3 separate regions of the Homo sapiens genome follow, and regions 2 and 3 are each linked to region 1. The links are chromatin contacts, found by Hi-C in ENCODE. All regions are on one chromosome and are shown on one strand. The core of a region is the stretch at or near the end of the contact, and the rest is flanking DNA. Distances in the headings are between cores, read along the strand shown.

The links. A loop is a pair of places that touch in the nucleus more often than their neighbours do. Pooled maps may share reads with other maps.
Region 2: a loop to region 1 is called in a pooled map, with 8 times the contacts of the local background. The contact joins two enhancer-like sites. A Hi-C loop is called at or near these places in 2 of 37 single-sample maps with no recorded cell type and 6 of 50 pooled maps.
Region 3: a pooled map shows a loop between it and region 1 (7-fold over the local background). The contact joins the promoter of MBTPS1 here to the enhancer-like site in region 1. A Hi-C loop is called at or near these places in 2 of 37 single-sample maps with no recorded cell type and 6 of 50 pooled maps.

What each region holds. Positions count from the first base shown.
Region 1 is chr16:82,652,426-82,655,038 of GRCh38, reverse strand. All of the region lies in intron 1 of CDH13 (cadherin 13), which reads right to left. Among named protein-coding and RNA genes, the nearest start is that of CDH13, 27 kb to the right of the region's middle. RefSeq lists enhancers at 519-568, 809-858, 909-1,118, 940-1,439, 360-1,559. Within about 2 kb of position 1,363, at least 13 of the 41 ENCODE cell types and tissues checked have a DNase peak (open chromatin) inside an H3K27ac peak, as active enhancers do.
Region 2 is chr16:84,593,013-84,595,625 of GRCh38, reverse strand. All of the region lies in intron 2 of COTL1 (coactosin like F-actin binding protein 1), which reads left to right. Among named protein-coding and RNA genes, the nearest start is that of COTL1, 24 kb to the left of the region's middle. RefSeq lists an enhancer at 1,435-1,734. Within about 2 kb of position 1,250, at least 18 of the 41 ENCODE cell types and tissues checked have a DNase peak (open chromatin) inside an H3K27ac peak, as active enhancers do.
Region 3 is chr16:84,115,649-84,118,261 of GRCh38, reverse strand. MBTPS1 (membrane bound transcription factor peptidase, site 1) reads left to right here and starts at 1,320. Exons shown (of 23, transcript NM_003791.4): 1 at 1,320-1,527. MBTPS1-DT (MBTPS1 divergent transcript) reads right to left here and starts at 1,219. Exons shown (of 1, transcript NR_186375.1): 1 at 1-1,219. RefSeq lists an enhancer at 590-749 and silencers at 900-999, 1,400-1,829.

The DNA.
Region 1 (2,613 bases), core at 114-2,613:
TCTGGAAGCTTACCTGTACCCCAGAGCCAAGAGAATGACTAAAAGCATGAAATCTGGGACCACCAGCTCCACAGTTTATTTGCTATGGCTGTGGGCCTCAGCTACTTTGCCTGTATAATGGATCTAGTCACTCCATCTACCTCAGTAGTGTTGGGAGGGATGAAAGAACTGATACGAGGAAAGCCTTTAGCACAAGGCCAGGCACATACCTTTGTTAGCTGCTTCACGTGGTTAATACTATAACCTGAGAAGCTGCCCTCATCCTTTCTGTACCCACCTCTTCTGAATATGAAAAAAAAAAAAATCCTTATTTAAATCCATGGTTCCTTTGATGGTACAGCATTTGTATCTTTGCCCACGGCCCCATCCCCTAAGGATGTCTGCCCCCAAATAAAAGTTGTCAAACATTTTAAATGGTATTAAATTGTCCAGAAAATGGGAATGCCCAAAGCAGAGAGTCAGTCAATCAGGATTATTTGAGAGCTTCAAAAAGACAGAAGGAAGCCATTATTAGGTTTAAGAATATTGCATTCCACCTCCCACACAGCCTTTATCTAAATCTTCATTTAATTGGCAGCCTTCAGCACTGTCAGAATTGCATTCTGAGAACCAAGAGAAGTTTTCAAACATTCACACAATGTTATATGCTTGGCTCAAAACAACTCAAGGGGAAAGAACCATCTCTTCTGCAAGAGATTTGGGGATGCCCTAAAGCTGATGCTATGAGAGTTGGGAAACCGACCTTGAATAAGAAACCAAGACCACCATGTAAGTGTCAGCCAAAGACACTGTCCAGAGGTTTCAGGCAGAGAGACTCGGACCTGCTGTCTCCCCAGAATCTCTAGGTGACTCTCTAAGGGCAAGAATTCATCCTTTCTCTATCTCTCAGGACCTCCCCCACTGGCTGGTGCAGTGTAGGCCGGAAATAGATGTTTTTGCAATGACTAATGAGAATTTTTGCGGCTTTATGTCATAAGGGGAATCCTCTCTCAGGCCCATGTGTCTCTGCCTGAGTGATTCCAACCAGAAGCTGGGCTGGAAGAAACCTGATTTCTCCCTGTCCCTCCCTGTAACCCCGTACAGTTAATTAGCAAGTCTTATCTGTTGTGCTATATCTCATGATCTCTGTGGTATCTGTCCCCTTCTCTTCTCTCTCAGGGCCTTGAATGTGGTCTTCAGTCTTCTTCTCCGGAACTACTGCAAAAGGCATCTGTCTCCCATCCTGCGCCCCGGTGCAGGCACAAGCATGCTGATCATTGGAAAACCCAGATTTAAGAGCGTCTGTCACTGCTGCTGAAAAATCCCCCCTAGTTCCTGCGCCTCCAGGGTGAAATCCAAGTTTCTCAACATGACATGCACATCGTGTTTCTTAACCAATCCACCCCCTCCCTGGCTGCTCCCTCCTACCCCTGCAGCCCTGCACCTTGGCCTCCAGCCCCACAAGCAACTCTCAGCTTCCCCCAAGCATGAACTGCCAGCTCCCTCCACTCCATGTCTTTTCTTCTGCTGCTGGCTTTGTGCAGGTACATCCAGTCCCATTTTACTCAGTGCCTAATTTCTGTTGCTCCTTCAGGGCCCAAGTCAAATATATTCCCCAGAAGGCCTTCCTGGGTCCCTCTCTCTGTTCTCCTCCAAAGTTGGGCTGGTCTCTCCTCTGTATTTCCAACACACCTGAGGCTGAGCATACTTTTATTTATTTTTTTGTGTAAAATACACTAAGGCACTACAAAAAGGTGCAAAAGCCCAAGTATTCAGCTCAATGTTTTCCATGAGTTGCCACGTAACTGGCACTAAAATCAAGGAGAAACATTATCAGGTCCTCAGAAACCATCCACCCACCCCCTACCACCACCATGTCTTCTTCACAGACACTTGGAAAAACCGTTCAATAAGTATCTATCAAAGGTAAATTAACAAAATGGGTTTCCAAAGTGGTTGTACTCCCAAGCTCATTCACACTGAATGGACAATGTTGACTGCCTTGTCTGTTTACCCTTCTGAATTACAACATCCTGGGGTCACGGACTACCTTTTGGTCGCCTGTTTACCCCCAACTTCTACAAAGAGCCAGCACATGAATGAACGAATCAATGAATGAATGAGCTAATGAAGGAGTGGGATGAAGAACATACACTGTCAGTTTGAGCAACAGTTTTGATTTTCTTCTGGTCTTTGTTAAATGTGCCTCTCTCATTGGAACCCACAGTTACAGAAAGATTCTGGGATTCCCATCAGAACTCACAAAAGACCATAGGTCCACTAGAGATTGTCAGAGGAAAAATAAAAAGGCTTTAAAGGTCATTGGTTTTAACCAGAAAAAAAAAAAAAAAAACAATTCTAGGTAATGCAGGCCAGTTAAGTTGGTTTGACAGCCAACCTCAGCAGCAGCAGCAGCAGCAGCAGCAGCAGCTTCCAATATCTTTCTAGATTGGTTCATTTTCCAAGATCTGTAATTTTTAAATGAGGAGTAGGATCAAAGGTCAATCTCACTTCCTGGAGCAGAAGCTTAAGTATGGGCTGTAATCATATCACTGAGCAAACTTCAAAAGCTGCTGGTGCAGTGACAGCAACCACCTGTCTATCTTCAAACCAGATGAATGGCTTTTCTGATGC
Region 2 (2,613 bases), core at 1-2,500, 1.9 Mb before region 1:
AGGGAGCCTAGGGCTCCCCACTGCTGATGTGGGGCTGTGACTGCCACTGGGGTTTGTGGACCCAATTTGTTCAGAAGAGGGAAAGTAACTAAACCAGGGATGAAGAACTAGCGATTCCCCTTCCACTGCCCAGTGTGAGGTCAAAAGGGACCGAGAACCTCCTTCAGGGTGAGCAGGGTTGGGGAGAGGCCTCCAGTCTGCCGGGCAGCTGCAAAAACGGTGCGCAGACCAACAGGTTTTCCGTCTCCGACTCAGCTGACCCGTCACTGTCGTGCCAGATCTCTAGCAGCAAACATTTGTAAGCATAACGTGACTCGGATTTTCAAAAACAGGCCTGTCAGCAATCTTGTTGACCAAACCATTGTCGGATAAGCACGCAGCAGTCACCTAGCAAACCACGTCCCTCTTTACCCCGCTCCCCCACGATCATTTAAATGACATCAGGCTGTGGTTCTGGAAGGTTCCCAGTGTCCTTGGGGTTGTGGGTGTAACTTACTTATTGTACATCTATCTTGTGCCAGGCCCTGGGCTGGTACTTGGGACACAGGGACAATGCCTGTGGTTCTTCAACAAGAATCTGTGACCCTCCGGGGGCAAAGGGTGTTGCCCAAGGTAGACCTGGGGAGGTCTGAAAGAGGGGAAGGGTGGATGTGGAGGGTTGGAGGTGCGCAGAGCATGGCCGGCATGTGGAGGCACTTGGCAGCCAGCAGAGAGGGCAGACGCTGGAAAAGCCATGGAGCTCCGCAGAGGAGCCAGCCAGAGCCGTGGGAGGGGGCGACACTGAGAAGAGAGAGAGGCTGGGAGAGCTGGCTCAGCCCGAAGCCTTGGCCATGGGCTGAACACATGGTTGAGGTCCCCAAAAACTGCGTTGGCCCAAAGCAGGGCTGGTAACTTACCTCCATGGAGGCTTGGGCCAGGGATGGGTAGTTTGGATCCAAGTCCGGGCTGACCAATGTGGAAATGGGAACCCGAGAGCGGTTACCATGGAAACACACTCACCGTGTTCTTTTGCTTGTGAAATGCAGTCGGAGGCGGATGTTCAGCCCCTCCTCCCCCTCAGGTCAAGGCTGCCATTTAATTAAGCACTTTGGTGTTGATGCTCTGACGACACTCCTCAAAACAGAGCCCTGGCTTCCCAGACACCACGGGGACTGCTGAGAAATGCTCTCGAGCTAAAGCGCTGCTCCCCCACACTCCAAGTCTGCACCAGCCGCCTGTGGCTGCGCACTTTGCACCTTACAAGTGAGGAACTGCCATCTCTTGCACCAGTCTCGTTTCCTGTGCGCTGTGGCCACCTGGCAGCCCCGCCCTGTGTCAGGAGCTTTAGGTTGGAGGTTCCACCCTGATGGGCTAGGTGGGTTTTGTAGCTTTCACTTTCAGTCATCATGGTCAACTGATAAGGGAGGCGTGAAATCACCCCATTTTGGAAGGATCCCAAATGTCTATCAACTGATGCACTGATAAGCAAAATGTGCTCTCTCCATGCAATGGAGTGCTGTTCAGCCATAAAAGGAATGAAGTGGTGACCCGCACATGCGGCAGCAGGGATGATCCTTGGAGATGTGACGCTGAGTGAAAGCCAGACCGCAGAGGCCACATAGCATATGAGTCCATTTCAATGAAATGTCCAGCACAGGCCAATCCATAGAGACAGAAAGTGGAAGAGTGGCTGCCAGGGCCTGGGGGAATGGGGTGGAGAATGGGGAGTGACTGTTCTTGAGGACGGGAGTTCTCGTTGGAGTGGTGAAATTAGATAGTAGCGATGATGGCACAACATTGTGAGTGTCCTTAAAGCCACTGAATTGGATGCTTTAAAGTGGTTAAAATGGCCGGGCGCGGTGGCTCACGCTTGTAATCCCAGCACTTTGGGAGGCCGAGGTGGGCGGATCACGAGGTCAGGAGATCAAGACCACGGTGAAACCCCGTCTCTACTAAAAATACAAAAAATTAGCCGGGCGTGGTGGCGGGCGCCTGTAGTCCCAGCTACTCGGGGGGCTGAGGCAGGAGAATGGTGTGAACCCGGGAGGCGGAGCTTGCAGTGAGCCGAGATCGCGCCACTGCACTCCAGCCTGGGCGACGGAGCGAGACTCCCTTCTCAAAAAAAAAAAAAGTGGTTAAAATGGTGAATTTTGTTATGTGACTTTTATCTCAATAAAGAAAAGAACGTGTTTTACAGGTGAGGCAGCCCAGGCTGATGTTTGGGAATTCAGGCACAGTCCCCGGGGCATGGGAGGTGGGGCCCTCACCCCTCGGGGTCTCCTGTGCCCTGGACTCCTCTGTCCTCACCTTCTCACATCCAGTTGGTCACCAGGCCCTGTGGATTCACCTGCGCAGTGTCCCTGAGACCATCCTTCCTTCTATCCCTGCTGCGTTGTTACCTACTGACCCCCAGATAGCCATGGCCTGGTGGGGCATTTCCCTGGAGAAAGGGGGCTGAGCACACACACCCAAGGTGTCCAGGCCCTTGGCTCTGGCCTCGTGTTGAGAGTCTGGCCACATCACGTGGCCTCTGAGCCTCCAGCCCTTATCAATGAAGGTGATTTGGATGTTGATGATGAAAGTGGCCATGACGTCTCTACCTCATCTGCCTCCCAGCGTTGTTACAAAGACCAA
Region 3 (2,613 bases), core at 71-2,570, 1.5 Mb before region 1:
TTTTTTAAAAAAATTATTTATTTATTTTTAAGGCAGAGTCTCGCTCTGTCGCCCAAGCTGGAGTGCAGTGGTACGATCTCAGCTCACTGCAACCTCCGCCTCCCAGGTTCAAGCGATTCTCTGCCTCAGCCTCCTGAGTTGCTGGGATTACAGTCATGCGCTACCACACTCAGCTAAGTTTTTATATTTTTGGTAGAGCCGGCGTTTCACCCATGTTGACCAGGCTGGTCTGAAACTTCTGACCTCAAGTGATCCGGCTGCCTCGGCCTCCCCAAGTGCTGGGATTACAGGCGCGAGCCACCCCGCCTGGCTAGTACCCCTATTTTTGTAATGAAGAAGCTGAGGTACAAAGAGGTTAAACAACCTGCTCAAAATTACGAAGTAGAAGCCTGAGGTGGGGTATGGTAATTTGTGATTCTACATTTATCCACCATATTAAGTCAACTGTGTTAAATCATGTTGAAGGAAGATGATGCGCTGTGATCTGTAATATTGGTGCAGTTCAGCATTACCGTGGTGCAGTGTCAAGTTCCAAAAGACACAAAACTGTCTGATCGGCCTGTAGCGCATCACCGCCCACCAGCAGTACCTGAAGACGCTTTCAGTCCCCTGCTAGTGCCGTACGGAGTCCGGGCTGGTCCATTTACATTGAAAACAAACTGATCCTAGCATCTAAGTCACCCAGACATCTTTTAGGCGGCAAGCTTTTCAGACAGTTTAACACATTTATTCTTGTTTTTTCAAAAAGAGCAAACACGTGGCGTTACAAAGGTCCTCCGTTTCGCACGCACCGGTGTCCCGGCAGCGCGCTGCGCGTCGGGAGGCCCAGTCTGTCGTCCCGTGGGGCCGGGGGTCAGGAGGTCGGGCAGGCGGGATTTGGGGTTTCGCGTGTTCCGGACCGGACACTTCGCCATCTTAACGAGCTACCGCCCGGGTTAAGGGGCACCCAGGGCAGGTGCCCGGCCGGGGGTGGGGTGTCCGAGCCGCCGGTGCCTGGACGTGGACCCCTGCAGGAAGGGTCCGCGCGGGAAGCGAGCTCTCCACGAGTCCATGACAGCAGGCCCGCGGGGGCAGGGAGCCTGCGCCAGGCAGTCTTTCTAGATCCTGGCCCAGCCTGGCCGCTTTCGCGCCCGTGCTCCTTTTCGGGGATCCTAGAGCGACGCGCAGAGCGGACCAAGGGTTCCCCCAGCGCGTTCTCGCCGCCTGGCAGCTCGCTGGCCACGCCCCTCCGCTTCCACCCTGCCACCGGCCCCCGCCGCCGCAAATGTCGCGAGACCTTCGTCCATCCTCCCGGCGTGGTCCCGCTGCCCACGGCGTCCAGAGCGCGCACGCAAGCCCCGGGAGCGCGGGACAGACAGGGCACGCTGGGTCGGCGGAGCTGAGGCTCCCAGCTGTGGGCCTCGCTGGCCCGGTCGCCCAGTCTCGCGAGAGTTGGGAGTAAACAGCCCCGAATGGAGTGCCCAGGCGTGTTCGCCGCGGAGGCGCCGTTATCCCGGGCCCGCCGGCCCTGAGCTCCCGGCGGCGCAGGTACGTCAGCCGCCCGCGCGCGGCCTCCCCGACCCGCTCCGCCTAGCGGCGGCGGCCCGCTCGCTCAGGTGTGCCGGTTGCGTCCGAGGCCCCGAGGCGAGGGCTGCGGGGGCCGGGCCGGGTCGGGGGAGGTGGGCGCGGGGCCTCCGGCGCTTGTTTGGACACAGCGTGCCTGTACCGCGGCCCTGCGGGGGTCTGCGCGCTCCGGCAGCTTGTTCCGTTGCCTGGTTTTCTTTACGTGAAATGAGCATTCACCGAGTGAAACAATACGCCCTGCTCTGGCCCGGAGCCTCCAGACAGACTCAATTCTAGGTGCGCTTCCGGGGCAGTGCTGGCGTCAGGTTTAAAAGACGTCGATTCTTTGCCTTATCTCGGTCTGTGCATATTGCGCTGCTGGTTTTTGGAAATGCGGGGATTCTGTTCGGCGAACTCTCAGAACCAGATTGCCTTTTAAACCTGTAGCTTCTTAAAAATCTTGCCTCGCCTTGGCATGGTTGCGCTACCTAAGACCGTTGTGGATCGTCAGTATTTTTATTAAGATGTTTACCTTTCATATTGGGTTGAGCCCCTGAGAATCTTGGCCTATTTGTCTACACAAATTAAGTTATTAGATTCTGATTGACACTTCGAAATTACGTGGAGTGGAATACGACCTGCGTTGAATTCTGGAGACTCATCCTTTAGTCTGAACTGTGTAGGTAAGCCCTCCTAACGTCAAGGTCTCCAATTGTATGTCTACGAAAAGGAGGGCTTGCAGAAGAGAAGTAATTCCTCTCATTTTTTTTTTTTTCAATCTGGAGAATCCGCTTTTATTATTTATACTTATTTTTTAATGTAAGAGCTTCATTGAAGTAGAATTTACATACCATAAAATCCACCTGTTTTAAGTGTACTATTCAGTGGTTTTTAGTAAATTTACAGCAGCACAGCCACTACCAAATCCACTTTTAGAACATTTCCGTTACCCCAAGACCTCTGATGCCCAGTTGTAGTCAATGCCCATTTCCAGGCCCCGCCACAGGCAACCTTTCATCTACTTTGTCTTTCTAGATTTGCCTTTAATGACTATTTCGTATATTCAGATGG